5 separate regions of the Mus musculus genome follow, and regions 2, 3, 4 and 5 are each linked to region 1. A link is a loop called in an ENCODE intact Hi-C map of the cell type or tissue named here. Cell type or tissue: left cerebral cortex. All regions are shown on one strand. Region 1 overlaps Kcnj6 (potassium inwardly-rectifying channel, subfamily J, member 6). Region 2 overlaps Kcnj6 (potassium inwardly-rectifying channel, subfamily J, member 6). Region 3 overlaps Kcnj6 (potassium inwardly-rectifying channel, subfamily J, member 6). Region 4 overlaps Kcnj6 (potassium inwardly-rectifying channel, subfamily J, member 6). Region 5 overlaps Kcnj6 (potassium inwardly-rectifying channel, subfamily J, member 6).

Region 1 (5,000 bases):
TACACACATGTATATACATGCACACACGTGTACATATGCATACACACATGTACATGTGTACATATGAACACATGTACACATGCATGCATATACAAGTGCCCACACTCTACACATGCACACACAGGTACTCACGTTCTACACATGCACAAGAATTACCACTGCTGTAGAAAACAACAAAATCAACAATCACATACCTGAGATTCTTAACAGTTCAGAAAAGCATGTTGGTCTTTATTCAAACGGGAGTCATGGGAGACTTGTTTTCTCAAGTTGATGTCCTTTCCTTTTGGATCTTAGAAATCATGGTGACCCTCGTCTTCTAACAAATATCTGAGTAGGTGAAAACATCACCCTCTGACCCCCTCCCCATTGTCTTTCTCTGATACTAAAAATATAAACAAAAATAAAAATGGTCTTGGAATTTCTCAACTTGGGCACCATTGACATTTGGGGCTGGTGTAATCCTGCCCAAGGCAGGCTGTTAAGCAGCATCCTTGACTTTAAACCCACAAGGAGGGTGCCAGTAGTACCCTCCTCATAGACCTGAGAGCCAAACGTCTCCAGATATCACTATACTTGCATAGGGGTGGGGAGGGGTGTGCAGGGAGGGGGCAAATTCACTCCTGGCTAAAAGGCTAAAAGTCAGGTCTACACTGAAGCAGGAAGGGCAGGGGTGAGGCGGGACAAGAGGAGAGGAGAAGGCAGGGGTGGGCATGGTAAGGCAGAGGAGGGGCAGAGACAGGAGGCCCCATTTTTCCTTTCACACTAGACAGAGTTTGTTCTTGACTCCCACACCCTTCCCAAACCCACAAGCTCCATTGGTAGTCACACCCATTCCTCTCAGGCTCTCTCTATTCCATAATTACTTCAGAGAGGGCAGTGCAACCCAATCCTGGTCTCATAGTCACCTAACTTGGAGAAGACTAAGCCATGAGGATTTCTATATTATCCTAACACACCTGAGACTCGGACCTACTGAGAGACAATGTACTCTGGGAGAAATAGAAGCCGCACAGCCTCTGGGCCTGGCAGACGCAGAGCAGGCGAGGGGGTGGCAGAGGAGGCTGTCTCCAAAGCTGGGTTCTCATTCTGTCCCGGAAGCTGGGGTGAGTGGCATTCTTCCACAAACAGCAATTTTAGGGCCTGCCTATTGACTTTTGAAATAATCCTCCTCGTGGTTTTTCCAAGCCATTGCTCAAGGCAAACTCAGCTCGGGGAGACCGTGTCTTCTCCTGCCTTCCTCATCTGCTCCCATCAGGCCCTGCTCCAGAGGCACCCATGTCATAGGCAAAGCCTCCACAGGGCACACTTCACTCCTAATCTACCTGGTCACTCCGGATCTCAGGAACCTTGGTCCTTGCTCATTTTTCACATCCTTTACAGTGAGTGACCACGGACAAAACAGCTATGTCACAAAGAGACATCCAGTTTGGTAGTCAAGAGGCAGTGGCCTGAGTCATCTGCTGGACCACCATGCTCTGGACCGCCACTTCCACAAGCCCTGAGCATCTCTACCTTTCCTGACTTTGCTGCTGTCCCCAGCGAAGACTCCCTTGAAGCTCTGCGGGCTTCTCTCTAAACTAATGTGGCTTAGGGTTCTTATCCCACTCCAGACCCAAATACCAAACGACCTCTCTCCAAAGGTGGAGCCCTTGCTCACTAGGGGGTTCAGACTTGCCTCTGCCACAGCCCGAAGAAGACAGTAAACACATTTACCCTACTCCTCCACTCACTCGCTTTCCCCCCTCGCCCCGCCCTTGTCAACCCTATCTCTGTCTAGCCCCTCCCTCCTCCCACAAGCTGCCACCTGGCTCTGCGAGCCTGCTCCACCCTCCCACCTCCTGCCAAGCTCGGAATCCTTCCCCTCCTCCCTCCCACAGCTCCATCCCCCTCCGAATCAACCTCTGAGAACAACAGGTTTCAAGCTATATCAAGGGAGAAAGAGAGTTTTTCCAAGGTGGTGCAGATCCCCCTGAGGCTGTGCGGCTCGAGTCTGAGATACTAAGCTTTCCTTAGCACCTTCAGTGGAAAGGGAACCTGAGAACAAGCGTCCATAAGACCAACAAACCCAGAGTCACCGTCCCGAGCGAGGGCACAGGATACCTAGGCAGCCAGCCAGAGAAATAGTCCACCCACAAGCAAGGCATGTTCAAGGGAGCTGAGCCTCCCATGATGCTCTGGAGATGGGAGCGAGCACCAGATGGCCAGGGTGAGCAGCAAAGAACACTGCATTTTAATGGCTCAAACACCTCAGAGTACAGCAACCAAAGACAACCAGAGCTGGCTCTTTATCCAGCTCAGGCCGCCGTGGTAGTTCCCAGTCCCTCCAAGGATTTTTTATTAATAATCTACTACCCTCACCTTACACCCCCAACTCACTTTACCCCAATTTCCAAACCTGGCTCTTCCATCTTGTGACAGATGCTCGTACAGAGGCAGCCTATGGGCTTCCTGAGTTCACCCCAGGGGATGGGGGAGAATCAGGCAGTCTTCCCACACTGAGGGGGATTAGATTCGGGAGGGGTAGGAGGGGTGGGGGGAGACAAAGGACACCTGGCAAGTGAATGCAGCCTTCCTAGTGTGTTGCCCCAGGAACAGGCGGGCTGGGTGCAGAGCGGTGCTCAGAAGCACCGTGGTTTCCGTGTTTCTGGTGCATCTTTCAGTCTTTCTGCTCTGCTTCTTTTTGTTCTTCTTGGGAGTTATTAAATCTCAGGCTCAAGTGTGCAGGGGGTGGGACCTTGGTGCTTAGACACTGACTCTGAGGACTGCTCAGCAGCCCAGAACTGCAGTCATAGAAGTTTCTAGGCAATTAACCGCTTCTCATAGCGAGTTCTTCCATGATGCCCTAGGGCCAAAAGACTTGTAGAAGGCATGGAGGTGGTCTGACTATGGTACCCTGAGGCTGCAGGTAAATCACTCCGGCCCTCTTTTCTGAGTTTCTCCGAGTGAATCTCAGAAAACTGCCCAGCAAGGTTAGAGCTAAAAGCATGTGCATTCAAACCAATGCCTGTGTTCACATCTACAACTACATGTAATAGTTACATTGAGTGTGTGTGTGTGTGTGTGTGTGTGTGTGTGTGTGTGTGTGTATGTATGTATGTATGTATGTATGTATGTATGTATGTGAATAAGCTAGTCGGTACATTGAAGGCTAATGTTATATATTAAATACATGTTTAGAGAATATAAAATTAACAGCGAGCATTCATAACAAACAGAGCCTTCTTACTTCTCTTTGACCATGTTTTGCTTACCATTATCAAGGCCATGCATTATAAGAAGACGTAGTGTCACCGTGCTGAGGTGGCTTGGTTGCTAGAGCACTTGCCACAGAAGCCTGATGTCCTGAGACTGATACCTCGGTACCCATGTGAAAACCAGATGCAGTGACATATGGCTGTCACCCAGCATGGTCAGGAGTGGAGAGAGAGGAGGCTCTAGCTCAGTCAGTCAGCTCCAGGTTCAGTGAGAGATTCCATCTCCAAAAGGTGGAGAGAGGCCTCTGACCTCAAACCCCCACACAAAAACCCACTCCCACGCTTCTTTTTCTTTTCAATTTTTTATTAGATATGTTCTTTATTTATATTTCAAATGCTATCCCAAAAGTCCCCATACCCCACCCCCCGCCCTACTTCCCTGCCCACCCACTCCCACTTCTTGGCCCTGGTGTTCCCCTGTACTGGGGCTTATAAAGTTTGTACTACCAATGGGCCTCTCTTTCCACTGATGGCCGACTAGGCCATCTTCTGCTACATATGTAGCTAGAGACATGAGCTCTGGGGATACTGGTTAGTTCATATCGTTGTTCCACCTATAGGGTTGCAGACCCCTTCAGCTCCTTGGGTACTTTCTCTAGCTCCTCCACTGGGGGCCCTGTGCTCAGTCCAATAGGTGACTGTGAGCATCCACTTCTGTATTTGCCAGGCACTGGAACAGCCTCACAAGAGACAGCTATATCAGGGTCCTTTCAGCAAAATCTTGCTGGCATATGCAATAGTGTCTGCATTTGGTGGCTGATTACGGGATGGATCCCTGGGTGTGGTTGTCTCTGCATGGTCCATCCTTATCAGTTAAGTGCATATCATGTGAGTTCTTTTGTGATTGGGTTACCTTACTCAGGATGATATCCTCCAGATACATCTATTTGCCTAAGAATTCACGCTTCTTTAAAAGAAAGATTATTCAGTTCAAGTCTCATCAACTTGTATTATGTTGGGCTCTCTTAAAGACCCAAAAATTGTGTTCTGCAATTTCAGAAGTTCATTTGAGATGCTAAAAAAATTCATCGTCGACCAGTGTCCACTTCAATGGGCACTTTAATCCACTGTGTTTGGTACTAGTAGGAGGCTCCATCTTGAATGCACTCCTATTCTACCTAAGTGGCTACGCTTCAGAAATCCTCTCCACTCAGCGCATATCACTTCCTGCTCTGTGCCACGCATTGCCTGGAGCACAGGAGGGACCGGAGGGATCCTGGGCTCAGTTAACCCAGCAACTGCCCTGCTGTGTCCAGAAATCAGTTCCTAACCGTAGCCATCCAATGCCCGTGCCTCTGACAACATTTCTTTCCGTCCTTCCCAGTCCCAAAGAGGAGCAGATCTGAGGGTGAATGATGGGAAGCGGGGCAAATATGATCCCAATGCACTGCATGAAGTTCTCAAAGAATAGAAGCATTTTTAAAGAAGGAAGAAAAAAAAAAAACCAGGAACCAGTATTTGTTGCTATCAAGGAAAATAAAGTCATTATTTTTTAAAAAAAAATTGTTAAGTAACATTTAAAAAAAATACAGAAATTCTTTTGAAAGTGTTTTCTCCTCTTCAACTTTCTGGAAGAGTTTAAGAAGGAAGCACATTAATTTTCCATTTTCCTTAAATGTTTGGTAAAACTCACCAGCAGGCGTGCGTGCTCAGTCCAGAGCTTTTCTCTGCTGTGAGTCTTTCAAGCATGGGTTCTCTGTCCTTATATGATAGTGGTCATCGCAGAATGGCTGCCTCTCACAG
Region 2 (5,000 bases), 49 kb after region 1:
ACTTCTTGCTCAACTCATCCAATCAGGATGTCCTGCGGACATGCAGGGTGATGTCTGCCCATCCGTCCTGCAGGCCGGTGTGCAACACTGGAGCAGGTGTGATCCTAAGGTCAGCTAGTGAGGGTGAATTGATGACCTTGCTAGCAGGAAGCAGGCTGAGCCCCAGCCTGCTGGAGAAGAGCAATTCCAGATCGGCCGCCCACCAGGATGGGTAATAATCTGCTCCTGAGCACAAGCTGAAGTCACATCTGGAACAGCAGCTGCAACAGGACAAGCCAAACATGTGCACCGGAAGGGTGCATGTGTCGGGGAGGCCCACTCCTGCCTCTTTCGAGTCCTGCAGGTGGAGCAAACCCTGCAGTCTCTCCAGGAATGTGACATGTGTATAGGTGATAGTTCCAGCAGCTCCCACTTAGCCTTACTGACCATAATAGCCCTTCCTCTGTGGGTTGGGCACCTGGCACAGAGCTTCTGCATAACTGGCCTATGTAACGAGCCTAGCTTATGACAGCTACAGATTTTACCAGCAACAAAGCAAGACGTCTAAACCCATCCCAACACATACTGCCCAGACTGCTATCTTGTGATGTGAAGGATGCACATCTTTTGAGATATGGGCTACTCCCTCACAGGGCACACTTGGCACCTGACCCTTGCCATGGCTTTAGCAGGGGGTCAGGAGGCAGAGGAAGAAAATCCTAAGAAGAAGCGGCAGCAGTGCATGCTAGGGACCAGTGCAGCCTCTCTGGCGAGGTTGGAGAAGCCTCAGATGGAGCAGAAGGCTGCTTCTACCCGCAAAGACAGCAGGAGGTTGGCAGGCTTCTTAAGTACCTGCTCCAATGTCCTTACTGTGGTCAGGTTGTACTTTAACAAGAGAACACATAGCACCAGGCAGTTTCTGCATAGGAAGCAGCTCTTTTCTTACTGCCCCCAGACAATGGGAAGTATAAGGTCAGACCAACTGAACCAGTTGCCTGCTAGAACTGCCCTCAGCTCCAAGGTGGATCCTCCATAAGCAAAGAGCACTGTATCTCACAAGGCAGCAGGAGAGAACTGACTCTCAATAGACATGCTTTGACTTTCACATACACACCATGGCTCTGAGTGTTCTCGCTCTCTCTTCTCTCTCTCTCTCTCTCTCTCTCTCTCTCTCTCTCTCTCTCTCTCTCTCTCTCTCTCTCTCGCTCTCTCGCTCTCTCGCTCTCCCTCTCCCTCTCCCTCCCTCTCTCTCTCTCTCTCTCCCTCTCTCACTTGCTCGCTAGCTCTCCCTCTCGCTTGCTCTCCCTCTCGCTCTTGCTCCCTCCCTCTCAAATAAATGTTTTTAAGTAATAGAATTCAGAAAACAAAATAAAAGCAAGTGCTTCCTAGGAAGGGTCAATGGACGACGATGTGCCTGGTGATCGTACCATATAACCCACATCACGGTGATCTACATAGGATGCTCTCCAAGGACCAACTCTGCAAACCACACAGCCGAGGAAGGACCAACAGGCTGACATGTGGCTGAGAAGAAGCCAGACAACTCAAGCTGACTCATACAGACGCTCGGGTATTTTTTTTTTAAATCCACACACAGCCACCTACGCTATTTTAATTTAAAATTTTTTACCCAAGTTCTTTGGAAATAGAATTTTCATGAAATCCCACATGTCTAAAAAGATTTCCAGTTCCCTCATCTGATTCCCCAGACCTTCCAGCTCCTGTGCCTCCCTCCCAGTGCAGAGCATTTTCCAAGCTTTGGTGTATAAAATACAAACACTGCTTTAAGCTGAAATCTAATCGATCTCCTCTTAGTCGAAACACAAAAATCAAATTCTCATCTCAGAAGGTTTTTTTTTTCCAAAGCAACTGCAGCTTTTTTTTTTTTTTTTTTAATTCTGAGAGACAGAAGAGAAACGAAGCTCTGGCCACAGGCTCAGTTCTCTGACTTCCTCACGCTCCGGTCTCATTGTTCCCAGGGTGGCTGGCAAGTGGGAAGAGGTCAGGACTGTCAGTCAGGATATCTTCATGTAACCCACCATCCTCCCAGGAATGGGCCAATCCCACTACCTGCTTCTCTGGGAAGGATGGAGTCAGAACTCAGGTCTCTGAGACCTGAGGTACCACAGTTGTGCTGTGACCTCAATGTGCCTTTGCCCCACGCCAAAGACAATCTACAAATCAAAGGCTCTTCTGCAGTGATGACCCCTCAATTCCCATCTTTCTCACTAGAATAAGGATATCTGGTCTTCCGATCAGAAAACGACCTTATCCAGAGTGCCCAGCACTAAGACATGGCCTGTCTGATTGAACCAGATTAACAGAGCCAGCTTTGTAAGACTTGTGAATCATTTGTCCCGACTTGGTCTCAGTTTAGAAGCCCTTCAGTGCTGTGTGTTCTTGATAATGTCTTTCACCTAGTGTCTCATCAGTCTATAAAGCCCAGGTTGCTCCCCTTGTCCCTGGCCTCAAAGCCCGCCCAGCCTCTGAGTGGCTGTTTCTGACTCCAGCTTGGGATGGGCTACAGAGAGATCTCGTAAATGTAATGCATGAATAAATTCCTGCCAAACTTCAGGGACTAGTACCCACCCCCTTCCCTTCTGTGCCTGAACGAGTTCCTTTCTACCCTGGTGACAGCCCACATGCCTCCAAAATGGCCCACATCAAACACTGGAGACGGGCCCCTGGAGTGGATCTGTGGGGGTGGTTGAAGCCTTCCCCTGTGTCCTGGTCAGACTGTGATATTGTGGGGGAAGCAGTCTATTACATCCACCAGCAGGAAACTGATCTGCGCAGCCTCTGTGCTCAGCTCGCTCGCTGTCCCAGGCCTGGAGAACAGAGTCACCCAGAACTAGCCATGAAGTCCACAGCCATATTGTGCGGGACACTGATGAGGCTGCAGCTTTGAAAATCAGATTTCTCGGCAGCCTCTATGCAATGTTGTGCCGGTAGGTGTGTATCAGCAGGCTTCAGAAAAACTAACACGTGAGCATCCCTGAGTCAAAGGCCAAGAGATCCTCTGCATAGTAGCCATGTGATACATTCTACATGGTTCTTACGGCATATGCTGTGGCACATATATAATCCTAGTACTTACCCTGTAAGATGGGAGGTGGAGGCAGGAGAATCCTTAGAAGCTCGGAACCAGCTAGCCTGGGGTACACATTGGTTAAAAAAAGAGGCCCAGTCTCAGACAAGGTAGAAGGAAGGTGAGGACCAGCACCCTCTCACGTCCACACGGATGCTGGGATGAATGAGTGTGTGCATTCACACACATGCATGTGCACATATATTACACACACACATACAACACACACCACATACATACACAACACACAGAACATACACACACCCAGACACAATACACACATACACTACACACACACACATACAACACACACATATGCACACACCACATACACACACACACTACACACAAACATACACCACACATACAACACATACATATATAACTCACACATATTCACACACACTCACACATACTACACATACACATCACACACATGCCACACCACACACAAAATGAACAGTAGAACTTTCCTCATTTGCAAACATTTGTACAGTATCTATAGTGACTTATATAACAGTTTTCAAACACCAATGAATTGGCCCTTGGGGTGTGTGTGTGTGTGTGTGTGTGTGTGTGTAATTCACAGTGTAAAAAGCATATAAATGACACCCACATTTATTTTACATTTTTAACCAATTTCTTATGTTTATTACATTTATTTGGAGAAAACAGCAGCACAGGACTCAGGCCATGGCATACACAGAGGTCAGAGGACAACTTTCAGAGTTGATGCTTTCCTTCCTACCTGGGTCTCTAAAAACAAACTCGGTCTGGTGTAAGCACCTTTGCCTCCTGAGCCATCTTCTTGGTGCCATTATTGAACTTTTCTATCACTTTTAAAATCTAGACCAGGGTTTCTCTACTTTAGCATTATTGGAATTCTAGTGTAACAATTAGATGACAAACATGGATGTGTCTTTTCCTGGGAGCCAGGGGGGGCGGGATACAGGTTGCCCTATGTGCTGGGGAGATACACGTTGCCCTCCATATTGTGGGATGGTTACCTTTACCCCTGGCTATTATTCCTTAGATGCCAACACCTGAGCCCGGGTGTTTATGACCCTCAGAAGTGTCTCCAGATATTGTCAAGTATCTCCTGGAGGCAAAATCTGCCCAGCTCAGAACATCTAGAAAGAACAGAGCAACAAATCAAACCTGGCCTAGCTGTTCTCTACTCTTCCTGGTTTATACACTCCCACCACAGCCAGTTTCCAACTATCAAAGTAGTACCACAAACACAAACTGAGAGAGAGAGAGAGAGAGAGAGAGAGAGAGAGAGAGAGAGAGAGAGAGGGAGAGAGAGAGAGAGAGAGAACATGTGTTCACACCACACAGACATGAGATGGTATGTTCACACTGCACATACATGAGATGCTGTGTTCACATCACACAGGCATGAGATGGTGTGTTCACATCATACAGACATGAGATGGTGTGTTCACATTGCACAGGCATGAGATGGCGTGTTCACACCACACAGATATGAGATGATGTGCTCACACCACACAGGCATGAGATGGTGTGTTCACATCACACAGGCATGAGACACTGTTTATATCGCACAGGCATGAGATGGTGTGTTCACACTGCACAGAGATGGTATGTTCACACCACACAGACATGAGATGGTGTGTTCACACTGCACAGAGATGGTATGTTCACACCACACAGACATGAGATGGTATGTTTACACCACACAGACATAAGATGGTGTATTCACATGGCACAGGCATTAGATGGTATGTTCACACTGCACAGACATGAGATGGTGTGTTCACACCACACAGACATGAGATATATGCTTACACCACACAGACACAGCTGATGGAAATGACCCTGAGGCTCTGGTACAGGTCCTTGCCTAGCACTGACAAGGTCACAGATTCTACCACCAGCACTGCCTAAGTCAGGCCTGTGGTGCCAGCACTCA
Region 3 (5,000 bases), 61 kb before region 1:
CACACCCTTCTGTAACTTTCTTTTGGACATAGATTTTGGGAAAGTGCCATGATAGCATCCTGACCAGTAAGAGACCAGCCAACCAACTCCTGCCTAGGGTCCCAAGATCCAAGAGAGTAGAGAAACAGTTTGCCCTTCATCCAGACTTGGCTGGGTCCTCAGCACCATGAGGAGCAAGAGTTAGGGAGGCAGAAGCCGGCTGTGAGCTCCTCTAGTCAGCTTATGAGCACGGTAACTGGCTTCCACGATTGCAGACACAGTGAGGGGGGAGGAATCCTTCCCAGTAATATAAACAAAGGAGAACCTGTGCTGGGGGAGTCTTAGCATTCAAGTTCATCTGGACATTGATTCAGGTGAGTACCAGGATCCACTCCACCTTACCTTGCTAGACATTGGTTTGCTTTGCTTTTTTTTTTTTCCTTCACAGGCCATGGCCCCCGTCAGTTTTAGCTGATTAAACACAGTGCCAGCTACTGCATATCAAGTAAAAAGCCTTGAGCGGTGGCATCCGGATGCAGTGGGTGCAGGTTTCAATTAGTACGGAATCAACAAGGTTTAGGGAGTCGAATGTCAGCAGCACTTCTAAGGAAATCCTCTCTTGAGGACACATCTGTGTGTGAGATCTTAAGTTGGTACTGACTTGTAACGTGGTATAAAACTGGGCTTTCCAACACAGTGGACATGTTGATGTTTCCTAAAGAGCATGCATGCAGAGTGTTTGGGACGTGGTTAAAGCAATATGTATATAGCTGTTAGATTTTTAACTCGTCTCTAGCTGGTGAAGTTAGAGCTGTGTGTTCTGAACACGGGGAAGGGGGTGAGGGATTATACTGGCTTTTGAATTTTGAATCCTGATGGCTGTTGACAAGTTTGTCCATGTTTTAATTTATACGGCTTGCTATCTGAAATAGAAGTGATGTGTAGAATATTTTGGGACTTAAACAAGCTGTACTCTGGCTTTGATCCATCTGCTGTTACCAACAGAAGGAAAGTGGAGATTAGAGGCATGCAGCAGCAGAGGCTGTTGGATAAAGTGGCCTGTCTGTGGGATTTAAAGTTCAGATTCTCTCATAAACTTTAGAAGAGAAGGCTATCTAGAAGCAAGATTAGGAAACTGCTCTATCTTTAGTTCCAGTGGATTCTGTGTGGTAATCAATTGATTTCTCACCTAATAGCCTTTAGTCACAGAGGATTCCATGCTTATAGATTCGGTCCTAATTTTCCAAACTACAACTTGCTTCCTTCCTGGTGGCTTATCACTGAGTAAAGTGCCATTGTGCCTTCTGGGGTCGACAGCACACTCCAGATCAACGGTTTACCCATTGCACATAAGATGAGTTAAGGAGAGCAACTCCATAAGATCTGTCCCTGCACGCAGGTCTCATTCTCATTCTCATAATTTTCAAAAATTACACAGATGCCTTAGCTTCATATCTCTGAGACATCAGCAAGCAGCACATTTGTGTCTATGGCCCAAGTCTTTACTGGGTCTGTAGGACTCACATAGATGGTTTCCTTTGAGCTAGGCAAATGTGTTGTCCTGTCCCTCTGTCCCTCTGTCCCTCTGTCCCTCTCTCCCTCTCTCGCTCTCTCTCTCTTTACATCTCTCCCTCTTTACCTCTCTCCCTCTTTACCTCTCTCCCTCTTACAAACCCTTTCTAATTTACAGAGTGTTTATAAATGGAAAAGCAGCTTTAGAATAAACAGCAGGAAGGCCCATTGGCTATTAAAACATGTGAATAAACCCTAATCGAACCTTAGCACCATCCCCCGATGTTTACAAATAGAAAAAAAACGAGTCTGCCTTCCAGGATTCCGTGCTGATGGGAACCAGCACAAAGGGAAGCTCGGCCTAAGCCAGATCAGAACAAAACCTCACCCTCACTCAAATACAACAGAAGTAACATGTGGGCTGGAAAGGAGAGCAGGCCAAGGAAGAGGCGAGGAGGAGGAGAAGGGGAAGGAGAGCAGAAAGAGGCAGGTTTTGTTTTCCTCCGAAGGATCATTCTTTCTAAATCACATTTGTGATAGTTTGTATGAGAACTTTACGCCTGGTGGAATATTAATTCAGATTTAGAACTTAATGGGTTCGTACCTGTGATCTCCTCGGTTTGTAATAATTGTCACGTAAGTGCCAAAAGAGAATTAATTCATCCTAGAGTTTTACCAAACTATGAAATTTGTATTAACAGGAAAGTAGGAATTGGCTGCTACGCTGAGAACGGATCAGAATGCTTCCAAAGCCTTAGGAGCTCCATGCTAGCTGCCATTTCCATTCGTGGCAGTTGAAGTATTTGAGAATCTAGCAAAACAGCACACAGCCATTTGGTATAAAATATATTTTGAATAATGATGAACAGTTGCTTCTAGAAATAACTAGGATCCATTACAGAAGGGGTCATGGCAATCGCACTTAATAGGCTAATGGGATTCAAGGTTTATCCTTACACTGCCTAAAATATGCACCTGATTGATATCATTCAGCAGCATTAATTAATGGTAACATTACATGCCTTTGATATCTTTAAATGTGTCCTAATCTATAGCCTCCATCCAGTCACACCCCAAACCAATTATATGCATCTGCTTATTAATATATAGTTATTTAAACCTCCAGAGAATTACTTTACTCAGTGATCAGTGTTCAAATAGCCATTTGAATTGGTACACTGTTAAAAATTCAGGAAGACTATCTACCGACTTTACTAACTGCTGTACAGAAAGTGAATGCTGAGTTTTATCCACATGGTTTGATTTGATTCACCTCTATGCAGATTCATCCAGGTTGGGCAGAGGTCCTTAACCCTTTCCTCTCCGCTACTCAGCTTTGATCCAGGACCACAAACTATGAAATGATGATATGTCTACTGAACAAATTTTAGCTAAGTCTCCTCCCCCACAGGGTCCAATCCTTAGCCACAGAGATACCATTTCTGGTGTCAGATCTTAACAAAAGGACTGGCAGGGACATACGTGCATGAAAAGATCCCCATGCAGTGGCTGCTGAGTGGAGCCTGAGAGCAGTTAGGCACCATGCGGGAAACACATCCGCAGGTTTAGGTTAAATCTTGGTTCTATTCTCTTTAAACTTACAGGCATCTATTTTTTCCCTGTGCAACATGAGAACTGGCTTGTTTGTTTGTTTGTTTGTTTGCATTTCTTTCGTGTCATTCAGCAGGAATTCCTGTATGTGTGCTGCAGCTTGCTTGACAGGTGATTTGTTCCTTGGTTAAGAGCCCTGGCTCTGGAGTCTCATAAATGTATTTAGATAGAGGTCTAAGTGTATTAGTCTCTTCTCTCTGGGTTCAGTGGAGTCACAGCAGCTGTAAAACAAAGGCTCGCTACTCCCTTGAGCCTCCCTTGCTGGCTAGCAGAGGCTCTGCCCCTGTGTCTTCTTCATTCAGAGATCCAAGCTGAAGGACCAGTTTGGTCTGGAACACTCTGTTCCCAGGCAAGGGAAAGAAGAATGTCAGCTAAGCCACACAGTTGCCAGTGGCTGATGGGATGGAAATGTGGCTTACCTCTACAGTGAGATAACGCAAGCCATTCAGCAATGATGATATCATAGACTTCATTTTCTTCCAGGGCAGAAAGTTTGATGGCAATAATACTCAGGGAACAGAGGCAAGTAGATCTCTATGAGTTCAAGGCCAGTCAGGTTTGTTTAAGTAGCTTCAGGATGTCTGGGGCTACATGATGAGACCCAGTCTAAAATAAGATGTAAAGAGAAAAACAGCATAGCAGGTGGATAACTAGAGACAATGAAATAATCTATTATACTAGCTGCAGCAACTTTGTGCCTTAGCTTTCCAATCTATTCAATGGAAATAATGAAACCAGGAGCTCCACAGGATGTCAGGAGGACCAGCCTACAGTACACACACAGGAATGTCAGCGGGACCAGCCTACAGTGCACACACAGGGATGTCAGAGGGACCAGCCTACAGTGCATAGCTCTGAGCAACACCCAGCAAGCCAGAAGCATATTATAAGTAGCAGGCACTGCTGGGTCTTTGTCCTCAGTGAGGCTGAGTGTTGTGTTGCAGTCACAGTCGTTAGACAAAGGCTTTCTATACTTTTGGCTACTCTGGTCTGGATACTAACATTTGTCTTGGGCCTTTCAGAACAGCATGCATCCACACAAGTTCTGCTGGAGTGTGTTGCTCTGTTTTATTCATCATGCTATTATTGTTAATTTCTCAATAATGTATAAAGAAAATGTTATTGTTGGTGCGCGTGTAAACAACAAAGCATATACAACATTTGATACTGTGATCTGAGGTACTTACCAGGTATCTCGTATTAGGCCCCCCATAGAGTAAAGGGACCACTATCATTGCATAACTGCTACAACATAAAATCCCCAAGTGAAGCAATTTAACCAAATAGAAGGTTTTTCTCACTACTGTACTCGGGCTTTGCTGATGCTACCTGGAGACCCAGACGAATGAACACTATTACGTTGAAGCACGAGTTCCATGTCCTCCCAAGTGTTAATACCAGCTAGCAAACAAGAGTGAGGAAAGGCCTTTGTTTCTGCTTGTCTTTTAAAGCCACACCTAACTTCAGGGAGACCTAACAATCAGAGCTTAACCCTGCCCAGGACAAAGGTCTACAGATCGCACGTGGGAGATTTCAGCATATATACCATTATAGATGTATGATATAGCTAATATGAGTTAGGAATAAGAAAAGAGGGGTAGATGAGATATCCCAACCATACAAAGGTTGTGTGGGGTGTGGGTTAGAAGTTGGTGGCACCCTTAAGCCATTCTTGGATGAATGTATTATTTAAAATAAACTCGTTGGGATCTCTTGACTTCTGGAGTGGGTGTAGATGATGCTTAACAAAAGAGGTGCAAATTCATATGATTTGACTTCTGCTTGCTGAATTGCCAGAGTAGAGGCAAAGCAGAGCCCACTTCACAGCCCTTGCTCAGGAGTGGCTTTCTAATCCTGACAATTACACCCACACTGTGTCTGAGCATGCTGGAGAATTA
Region 4 (5,000 bases), 120 kb after region 1:
CAGACTACATTTGTGCTGGGCAGTGGTGGCGCATGCCTTTAATCTCAGCACTTGGGAGGCAGAGGTAGGTGGATTTCTGAGTTCAAGGCAAGCCTGGTCTACAGAGTGAGTTCCAGGGCAGCCAGGGCTACACAGAGAAACCCTATCAAAAAAAATTTTTTGTAATGTCTACCTTCCTAAGAATATTCACTCTTAGAATGTTGTACACACCTGTGATGCTGGCATTCTGGACAGGAAGCTTATCTTGAGTTCAAGGCCAGCCTGGTCTACACAATAAGTTGCACACCAGCCTAGAGCTACATGAGGAGCCCTATCCCTGCTTCCAAGAATAGCCTGTGCTTCTGCTGGGTGCGTGTCCAGCTCCCCTCTAGTTCTCAGCTCTCCTCCCACATGACCTGAGAAGGACTTCCTGTTGCTCGTATTGCCCTGATAGCTGCCTCTCTGTAACACTCTTCCCTGACGTTCATGGCTCCCTGACACCTGCTCTACTTCCTCGGTCCTCTGCAATCCACGCCCTCTCAGAGCCTGCTCCACCCAGAGCTCTTCGCTTCCTCTCCCTTACCTCCAGGCAGATCCTGGGATTTCATTGCTAACTTCTGTGATATTGGATTTCCTCCTTAGACCTTAGCACCTCTCCCAGCTTCTCTGATCAGAGATCCAACTGTGTTGCGCACTTGACTCCCTGGCTCAGGGGCCCAGCAAGCTCACACAACCTATGCACTCAATGCGGAGGTGAGCTCAGCTCTTCAGCCTTCTACTCCTCTCTCCATCCTCCCCGAGAGCATCAGTGACATCATCAACACAGTGACATGGGCCAAAAAGGCAGCAAACTCCTGCTACATGTGAACATTGTGCCTCTCCCTGCATGGTGAACACATCCACTTCCACCCCCACAGCTGATGCCCCAGATCAAGTTGTCAGGGTGAGGAGCCTGGGTCCTCTGTGAGTGGCCACTTACAGAAGCCACCGCCCTCCTAACAAAATTCTAATAGGAATCAATCACCTCCCCTGCTTGAAAGTCACCAGCAGGCTGGGTGAGGAGGCACACGCAGTTAATCCCAGCACTCCTGAAAGCAGGCCAGTGGACTTCTATGCGTCTGAGATCATCCTGATCTACATAGCAGGTTTCAGGCCAGTCAGGACTATATCGTGAGACCTTATCTCAGAAGTAAATAAGTCAGGACTGGAGAGAGGGCTCAGTGGTTAAGAGCACTGACTGCTCTTCCAGAGGTCCTGAGTCTGATACCCAGCAACCACATGGTGGCTCACAACCATCTGTAATGGGATCTGATGCCCTCTTCTGGTGTGTCTGAAGACAGCGACTGTGTACTCACATACATAAAATAAATAAATAAACCTTTGAAAAATTTTTCATTAGAAGTTTTCAAAGCTTCCAGAGAGTCCCACTGCCTCAGGAAAATCTAGATGACTCATGAGTTCCTCCAGAGTCCTTGTAGCCAGCCCCTGCCTGCACCGTGTGCCTGCCCCGTCTCCATCCTCTTGCTCACCTGACTCATGCTAAGCTATATGAGTTTTTTGATTCATTCTCAGGGAAGCCTCCTCAGAAACCATCTGCAGGGCCACTTCCTGCACACTGACCACGGCCAGCCTGCGTGCCCACGGCTGCTGGCAAACTTTCCTCGTTCATCTGATTAGCAGCCGGGCTGCAAACTCTGCAAGAAAGGTATCTTGCCTCACTCGGTGCTCTGATCCCAGAGCCCAGGGCCAAGTAAATTATGAGCAAATGAAATATCCTGTATGGTCACAAACCAGTTTGGCTCCTTAAGCACACAGGAGGAGAAAAAAAAAGTTTAGAGTCTTTTAAAGTTGCCAAGTCAGTGAAGACAACAGTCATGGTCGGCCCAAAGCGCCTGTCTTCTGAGAATTGCTCCAGAGAACCAGAGGGTTCAGGTGGCTCCCGCTGAGCTGCAGACTAGACACCCATTCTCAGTCTCCCTCTCCATCAGGGTGGCTTTTAGTCCCATTACTACCCCAGCCCTAAGTTCCCCACTCCCCAGATATTCTACACCCCAGTGAAGGAACCTCTGGTCTCTCAGCTTCCTGGGCTGCAGATCTGGCAGCCATCCCTCCCTCTGTTCTTCACTTGCTTAATTCTTTGGGGACCAACAACTCCTCAAGCCCTGAGCTGCAGCTCACTCATGGGGCTTCTTGATGCGAAGAAGGAGGCAGGCTTTCTCTGGACTCTCCACTGCCACCTTCTGGAAAGTTCGTGTTATAACAACATAAATCTACACCTCTCAGATACCGGGTGTACAGTAAACAACCCACACATGGTGGCCCTGGTTGAGCTTGTCCGTGCGACCCCATACTTGTCTCTCATACCCAGCCACCCTCACCTCTCCAATATTTGGGGTTCACATCTTCCGAAGATAGTCTCACAGATGTTAGCTCCTTATTTGGGGTGTCCCCCTCCACACCACACAAAACAAACTTTGAAACAAATCCACTTCTTTATCCTCTAACCCCACATCCCTAGCCACTTCAGTGGAGATAAAAGGAAAAACAATCACTCTTGCATGTCATAGTGTGTGACCTGTCTAACACCTTGTCCTCCACTCTGCTCCACACACAAGCCACGAGCCCTGAGTTCACTGTGGCCCGGCTCACATCCACCCTCATACCTACTGTGGCACTAGGTCTGCCTGAGCTGTCGCCTCTATGCCTTTGTGTTAACTGTGAGCCCCCAGTGAGCCTTATGAAGGGCTTGGCAGACTCAGAAGCCCTTCCTGTGCCTCTGATGCTTTCCCATAGAGGTGACAGACCACACGTGGGTGGCGCCATCTGACTACCAAGATAAAAGCTGCCTTTTGTCTTCTATTTTCAGCAAGGACTACAATCTGGCCTATGATCAGTGCTCAATAAAAGAGATAGAATCAGTAATTTCTTATAAACAAGGTCCGACCTCTCTGAGTGTGTCTCAGACCTGTGATATCTCCTTTTCACTGGCCATATGCACCAGAAGCCAGGCAGCACCTAGCCTTCTTCTAGAGCTTAATGTGCCATGGTGCTCACATTAGTTGTTCTTGTGGTTTAAATATGGTCCCGATAGACTCACGGGTTGAATACTTGGTGCCTATAGCTTGTGGTTTAAATATGGCCCTGATAGGCTCGTGGGTTGAATACTTGGTGTCTATAGCTTGTGGTAGTGCTGTTTGAGAGTCTGTGGATCTTTCAGGTGGTGGGACTTAGCCAAAGAAATGAGTCACTGGGGACAACCTTGAGATTTTTCAATCTGGCCCTGTTTCCAGTCAAAGCTCTTTGCTTCCTTGATCTGCTCAGATGGGAGGTGTCTCGGCCACATGATTCTGCTGCCACAATCTTAGCCATGCTTTTCTGTCCAAGACGGACTGCTCCCGCTCAGACCATGATCCAGAATAAAACCTCCCTCTCTTAAGTTGCTGCTGCCAGGCATTCCCGCAGCAACGATAAAGGCCTGCGATGCTTTGCTGCTCGAAATTCTGCCGAGTCCTTTCCCTACTCAGGAATCAAGACATGTTCACAAGCTCCATCTGACATGAACAGATTGTCTGAAGCAGAAATCCAAAAGGTGAGCTTGTCCCTAGCACTCAGTCTCAGAATTCCATGCAAGGTCTCACAGAATGGAGCGACATGTTACTGTTTGAAAATGGACTCATTGTCCACTGAAGGCTGGTGAGGTCAGGAGGCCAGGCTGCGGGAGCAGTGGCCCTTAGAGATCCATTCCTTCTACTCCCATGCACTAAGAGGCTTTTGATGTCATCTAAATTTACTACCAAGTCCTAACAAGTGAGCTTCTCGGGAGACAAGGTGTGGGCAGGAGGTCTACACATAAGTTTCTACCCTGAAATCAAAGGCCATCTGCACTCATCCCTCCCACTGCAGCGATGACAGTAAAGACAGAAAGGCCAGATCATATAGACAAGCCTCCATCATCATCTAAGAATTTTACTTTTACCTAATAGAGGAAAGTTGTATTTATTGTCTATAATATGACATTTTTAAACATACACATATGATATGCTAGCATAACAAACCTTTATTTTGTTTTCTGATTCCCTTCCTAACTCTGTGCTTTTATTTCTGGGTTTTATACACATACATGAGGAATTTTAGCTTACCCCCGTTACATTTTCTTACCCCCGTTACATCTTCTGTTTCCTGTTTCCCACCTGTCGAAACTCTTTTCCCACCAAGTCCCTCTCCTACTTCCTATGTCTTGCTTCTTGTGTGTCCTGCCATGTTTAACTAGGGCACCTGCATGGGCATGGAGGGAGTTATTCACAAAAGCACAGACAACTTATCAATGGCTAAGCCACTGAAGAAAGTGACATGGCCATGAATTTAAAGTCTTTTTGCTGATAATACAGGTGTGCACTGCCAAGGACCAGCCTCGGCTTGGAGAGAGGCTCCTAAGAGAAGGGGAGTTTGAAAGCATCAGGGGTGGAGGGACAACTCAAAGTCAAATCGTTAGGTACAAGCTGACAGCCTGTGTTCTGCTCTAGGTAGCTTTCCAGGCAGCTCTCTGCTCGAGACAGCTCTCTCTTGCTTGAAAAGAATTCTAAAAACTCTCTGGATAGCTCATCTCTTGTCGATCAAAAGCCCTGTCTTTTATTTACATCAATTCGATCATTTTCCCAGGTCCCCCAAATTAGCATCCCACGACCCCAGCCCCCTGATTCTTAGAAAGACAGCAAGTACATTTTTAACATTGCCAATGAGTTCAGTGATCTACCTGCCTTTGTAGGCACAAACAATAAATTTAGCTGGGTTGGATCCCATCCTGAGATGACCATTCCAACCACGCCTGGACCTAAATTCATTCTGTCCCAGGCTAACCTTGAACTCGGGAATCTGCCTGCCTTTGTATCTTTCTGACAAGCTGTCTCACGGTGCCACGGAGTCTGTTCTTTACGGTCTGTGAAGCCCCTCATATAATTCATATTGTGTCCTTATATTTTACATAGTTGAGAAATTATATATTTTTGAACTCATGTTTTCAG
Region 5 (5,000 bases), 53 kb before region 1:
TGCACTGTGCCCCGTGAGCAAGAGGAACCACGCATGGCCAGCGTCCAGGTGCAGAGTGCTGGTTCCAGGGATAAACAGCCCTGCTGGGAAGGAGGCTCCAGAGCTGCCGCATCATGGACTCAGAGCCACAGTCACTGGCTGGCAGCACTGGCGAGCATGTCTTTAGGGACGTGTCCTTCCTCGTGCACTGCGGGGGACATACATAGCCAGTTACAAAGGGAAATTAGTTAATCCTGACAACAGTGGGTTATAGAATGGCAGGGCAGGTGTCTTTGTTACTCCTTGTCGCTGGGATAAAACACCATGACCAGAAGCAGCTTACGGGAGAAAGATTTCATTGGCCATTCAGGTTTCACGGGGAGTCTGTAATGGTGAAGGAGGCATGGCAGCAGGGGACCAGACAAGGAAACTGAGAGAACACATCTTTAGCGAACTGGAAATAATAAAAGGTTATAAACCATCAAAGCCCCGATAAATCACTTCCTCCAGCAAGGCTCCACCTCCCGAGAGTTCTACAACCTCCCCCAAAGCACCAAACTGGGAACCAAGTGTTCAAGCACCCGAGACGGATGAAGGTGGACATATCTCATTTAAATGACCCACAGAGGCTGGGTTCAGAGGTCACAACACCGTGCAAAGGGTAAAAAATGGGGGAAAGGTATCCCAATTCACTGTTATCTCAGAGAAACCAGCTAGATAAATTAGGGGTTTGTGTAGCTGTATCTACTAAGTCTCTTTTGCCTGAGGTGTTAGGACTTTAACAGAGCTACTAGAGAGTAGTCAGCATCATGTTCTTTAGAAGACGGAAACAGACTCCATTTTCATGTAGGCAAATTGTTGACACTTCAGCTAAGACTTCTGTGAGGTCAACATTTCTGGGTACTGTAGATGGAAGTCTGGGGCAGGGGCATGCTTGGGAAGGAGCGTGAGTCTTGTGACTTGGTGTAGCTCACACCAGTGTAAACACTAGTTCCGAGGAGGAATGGGAATAACCTAGTGTATCAAGTGGAACAGTGGATGATGTTTTCTTCTCTGAGGTGTGCAGAAGCTAGAAAAGTCCAGGTCGTCAGTTTCTGGCGGTACTGTGTTGGTATGGTCCTTCGGGGTTGCTTTACTAACTTAGTTGGTAAAATGCTTGCCACACAAAGATTGAGGACCGAATGGTCCCAGTATGTACATAAAAGCCAGCTATGACAACGAATGCTCGAATTCCCAGCACTGGGGAGATGAATATGAGCAGATTCCTAAGGTCTTATTGGCCAGCCAGTCTAATTGATGAATATCAGATGCCAGTGAGAGACATCTGAGGTTGACCTTTGGCCTCAACATCTGTAAGTGTGTGTGTGTGTGTGTGTGTGTGTGTGTGTGTGTGTGTGTGTGTGTGCATGCCCAGGCATCTGTATAGAGAGAGATGGAGACACATGAGTTTTCAAAATCCAAGACTCTATGCTGTTGGCTATAATCATACTCCCTTCAAGAGGCCTGAGAAACTGGAGGCTACAGTGTTATACATCGCATAGAAAGAGCTTTGACAGATCCAGAGCTCTGCCGGGTATGTGGTCTAATCTCTTTGGGTATCCAGCTACAAAATAGGGACAGAATAGGAAAACTCAAGTCCACGTTCTTTTTCATGACCTCCGTTGCTAAGAGGATATGAAACGTTACACATTACAGTTATTTTGTCACCATAAACTATTTTTTGGTGCTATATGTTACTTACAGAGACACTAACAGAACTTTCAAGAGGAAACTACGAGGCTTCAGGATAGTTGTATGACCACAACACATCAGACATCTTGCATGACACATGAAAGACCTCGGATCTAGAGAGCTTCTTTCCTAACAACTGAATTTGACATCCTGGGTTACAGTTCAGCTTAATCCTAGGCTAGGAAGATAACCCAAGGAATTTACATCGGTCAGAGAATGCCGTCCACCAGGTCGCAGCAATGCTAAGGTCAGCATAGTGATTTCCAGTGAGACTCATCGTGTGTGTGTGTGTGTGTGTGTGTGTGTGTGTGTGTGAGTGTGTGTGTGTGTGTGAGTGTGTGTGTGTGTGAGAGTGTGTGTGTGTGAGTGTGTGTGAGTATGTGTGAGTGTGTGTGTGTGAGAGTGTGTGTGAGTGTGTGTGTGTGAGTGTATGTGAGTGTGTGTGTGTGAGAGTGTATGTGAGTGTGTGTGAGTGTGTGTGAGTGTGTGTATGTGAGTGTGTAAGTGTGTGTGAGTGTGTGTGTGAGAGTGTGTGTGCGTGTGTGTGTGAGTGTGTGTGTGTGCGTGTGTGTGTGTGTGTGTGTGTGTGTGTGTGTGTGTGTGTGTGTGCATGCCCAGGCATCTGTATATAGACAGATGGAGACACATGCATTTTCAAAATCATTGTGAGTTCTGTGTGAGATGGAAGGAGCACTTCACACTTGCACCTTTTTCCAAAGGGTTCTTTTCAGATCCACCCTAGAATCTTCTACCCACAGAAATGGAAATGGAGTGAATTTATGCGAGGCCTCACTTTTAGAAACTAACCCACTTTCTCTGAGCTTGCACTGAAAGTAGCTTCCCTCCCAGTCTACTCTTTCAATGTTTGAGCAGCCCTCTAGAACAAGGACATTTCCCACAAGGTTTATGGTGTCTACGCTCATGTAGCTTGGCCAGCAAAGGCAGACTCTTGCCGGTTGCTCTTTCTCTAGGTCTTTGTCATCTTTGCACTGTGCTTCCTTGTGTCGCTGGGACAAACACCATGACCAAAGCAACTTAGAGGAAGGTGTGTGTGGCTCACCCTTCCAGTTCATACTCTGCCGGATGGAATTTGGGACATGAACACAAGCAGGCACTAAGAGGGAAGTCTGGGAAATATATCACACAGCATTACCTCTGACCCAGGAACTCACTCACAGCCAAAGAAGTGCAGTGGCAACCACAGGGGGGTGCTGCTTGCTGGTACGCAGGCTCACACTTAGCTAGGGTAGCTGTCTGAGGCAGTTCAAGGCTACTTGCTTAGGGAATGCTGCCACCCACTGTGGGCTGAGCCATCTTGCATCAGTTAATAACCAAGACAATGCCCTCAGGTGGGTCTGATCTAGGCAATGCCTCAGTTGAGAATCCCTTCTCAGATGACTCTAATCTGTGTTAAATTGATGGCTGAAGTTAACTAGGACAAGCCAGCTATGTACAATGTGGAAATTCAGAAACACAAAATTAAAAAGGGAAGGCATGTATGGAGGATGGGAGTGGGAAGGAAGGAAATTAAGGAAGGGATGGAGAGGAAAAGGGGGAGAGAGGAGGAAACGGCATAAGCAGTTAACGTATCAGTATTTTGTTGTTCTAGCTGAAACTGGATCGTTTTATAGGCGTGACCTTCTTTTCCCACCAAACGCATAGTTCTTGGTTCAATTCATGATCCCAGTGGTAGCAGAACATGGAGGTCATAAAGGAGAACAGAAGCCGGCTTGGCAGGTGAGGGTTTGCCACAGGCAGCTCTTGCTGTGTAACAGACCCAGCACCCTCCAGCACCGCCCACTTAGTCTCTCTTGGTCTCTGAACACCAGAAGTACAAACTTAGTAGGGTGTTTACAAAATTGCTACCCAGAGGCCTTCCAGGCTGCACTCATCTTGGGTCCTCCTGAAAATGTAGATTGTTCTCGAACTCGGGTTCTTCCGGGTGCATAACTGAACTCCCCCATCCTCTTCTTTACTGTCTAGGAACAAACTCCACCCCTTAGCTCTCCTTAGGTGCCTCTTAGTCTTGCTGTGTGTGCCCTCCTCTGGGCCTTTACAAACTCTGAACTTCACTCAAGTTCTGGCTGTCTCTTGCAAGGAGGACATCAGGCTATTTTAAGCATTTAATTGAGTAGCCTCACTCCACTCGAGGCCGTGATCTTTTCTTAAAGTCAGCCAATTCAGATCTTCACTGACATCTGCAAAATATCTTCCGGGTTGTCTGGTTTAATATCTTAGTAGCCTAGAGGATGTGTGTGTCTGCCCGGCAGCACAAATCTTGGTGATTACTTTCTGATTCTTCCTACCATCAGAGCGTCTTCAAAAGGCTTCAGGGAGTACCAAGCAAAGACGGCTAGGACCCTTCTCTCTTCTCAGACTGAATGTAGGGCTCCTGAGCCATCATAGGTTGAAGGCCCTTTGGTGGAAAACAGTTCCCAACTCCAAAGGAACCTTCACCCAGGTGCAAAGCTTTTCCGGGTGCAGACAAGCTGACGTGGGCAGGAAGATGACAAAGAATGAGCTAGAGAAGTGGATCCTCACATGTGGATTGCCCAGGCTGAGGAAGCATGGCAGACGACCGAGGACCAGCAGGAAGGAGGTGAAAGGAAGATGCCCCTAAGGACAGGAAAATCCAGATCGATGGGAAGGGAAAGAACAAGAGGGGACAAGAGAATCCAGCCACTGCCTGAAGTGCAGGGTGCAGCCATGAGTTTTGCCATTGCATTCTGACTGTAGACACGAGGCATACCTACTTCCAGCAAGTCCTTTGACATGTGTGCAGGTGGCCCAGTGCCATGGTTTCAACATTCAGTCCCCGGCTAGTGGCATTCTCTTGGGAATCTGTGGGAACTTATGAATAGCAGGAAGGGGCACAGGCAGGGCTTGAGGACGACAAGCTGATCAGTCCCAACAGGGTGCACTGAAACGGAAACCACCACACAGACCCAGCCACTTTAGCTGCCATGGTTCCTTGGCACGACAGACTGTATTCTCTGAACTGTAAGCCAGAGTAGAGTCTGCCTCCCGCAAGGTGCTTTTGTCGGGTATTCTGTCACAGAAGCGAAAACCAGTGTCCCCCCACCCCCAGCTTGAGCACAGTGCTCCTGAAGACTCGGGCTCCTGGGCTCATCCCAGTGCCTGGCCCCACTAAGAGTGAGACCAGGAAGACATCCTGACAGCACAGGGTGAGAGGGAGCAGCCACAGCATGGAAGTCTGAGTTCTGGTGGAGCTGGGGGTTTACTTTGGATGTGTAGAAAGTCATGAGGCTCTATGGGTGGAGGGCAACTTG

What was found. A loop is a pair of places that touch in the nucleus more often than their neighbours do. Peaks named below come from ENCODE experiments on the same cell type or tissue, not always from the same donor. Only the 100,000 strongest peaks of a DNase experiment are listed, where the experiment ranks them.
Region 2: a loop joins it to region 1, with 5 times the contacts of the local background. A loop is called at or near these places in 4 of 42 quality-filtered maps.
Region 3: it touches region 1 in a loop (5-fold over the local background); 3 of 42 quality-filtered maps call a loop at or near these places.
Region 4: a loop joins it to region 1, with 2.0 times the contacts of the local background. A loop is called at or near these places in 2 of 42 quality-filtered maps.
Region 5: it touches region 1 in a loop (4-fold over the local background); 3 of 42 quality-filtered maps call a loop at or near these places.

The regions. Positions count from the first base shown.
Region 1 is chr16:94,929,002-94,934,001 of GRCm38, reverse strand. The region is part of intron 2 of Kcnj6 (potassium inwardly-rectifying channel, subfamily J, member 6); the gene reads left to right. Among named protein-coding and RNA genes, the nearest start is that of Kcnj6, 66 kb to the left of the region's middle. In left cerebral cortex, no CTCF peak of the experiment used is centred here; DNase peaks (open chromatin) are centred at 1,007, 1,849, 2,166 and 2,745; H3K27ac peaks cover 2,533 bases.
Region 2 is chr16:94,879,923-94,884,922 of GRCm38, reverse strand. All of the region lies in intron 2 of Kcnj6 (potassium inwardly-rectifying channel, subfamily J, member 6), which reads left to right. Among named protein-coding and RNA genes, the nearest start is that of Kcnj6, 120 kb to the left of the region's middle. In left cerebral cortex, no CTCF peak of the experiment used is centred here; DNase peaks (open chromatin) are centred at 509, 824, 1,563 and 2,612; H3K27ac peaks cover 2,368 bases.
Region 3 is chr16:94,990,275-94,995,274 of GRCm38, reverse strand. The region is part of intron 1 of Kcnj6 (potassium inwardly-rectifying channel, subfamily J, member 6); the gene reads left to right. Among named protein-coding and RNA genes, the nearest start is that of Kcnj6, 4.9 kb to the left of the region's middle. In left cerebral cortex, no CTCF peak of the experiment used is centred here; DNase peaks (open chromatin) are centred at 97, 849, 1,905 and 4,962; H3K4me3 peaks cover 1,805 bases; H3K27ac peaks cover 767 bases.
Region 4 is chr16:94,813,816-94,818,815 of GRCm38, reverse strand. All of the region lies in intron 3 of Kcnj6 (potassium inwardly-rectifying channel, subfamily J, member 6), which reads left to right. Among named protein-coding and RNA genes, the nearest start is that of Gm41507, 91 kb to the right of the region's middle. In left cerebral cortex, CTCF peaks have their summits at 1,299 (motif pointing left) and 2,210 (motif pointing left); DNase peaks (open chromatin) are centred at 2,202, 2,780 and 3,261; H3K27ac peaks cover 564 bases.
Region 5 is chr16:94,981,971-94,986,970 of GRCm38, reverse strand. The region is part of intron 1 of Kcnj6 (potassium inwardly-rectifying channel, subfamily J, member 6); the gene reads left to right. Among named protein-coding and RNA genes, the nearest start is that of Kcnj6, 13 kb to the left of the region's middle. In left cerebral cortex, no CTCF peak of the experiment used is centred here; DNase peaks (open chromatin) are centred at 32 and 2,493.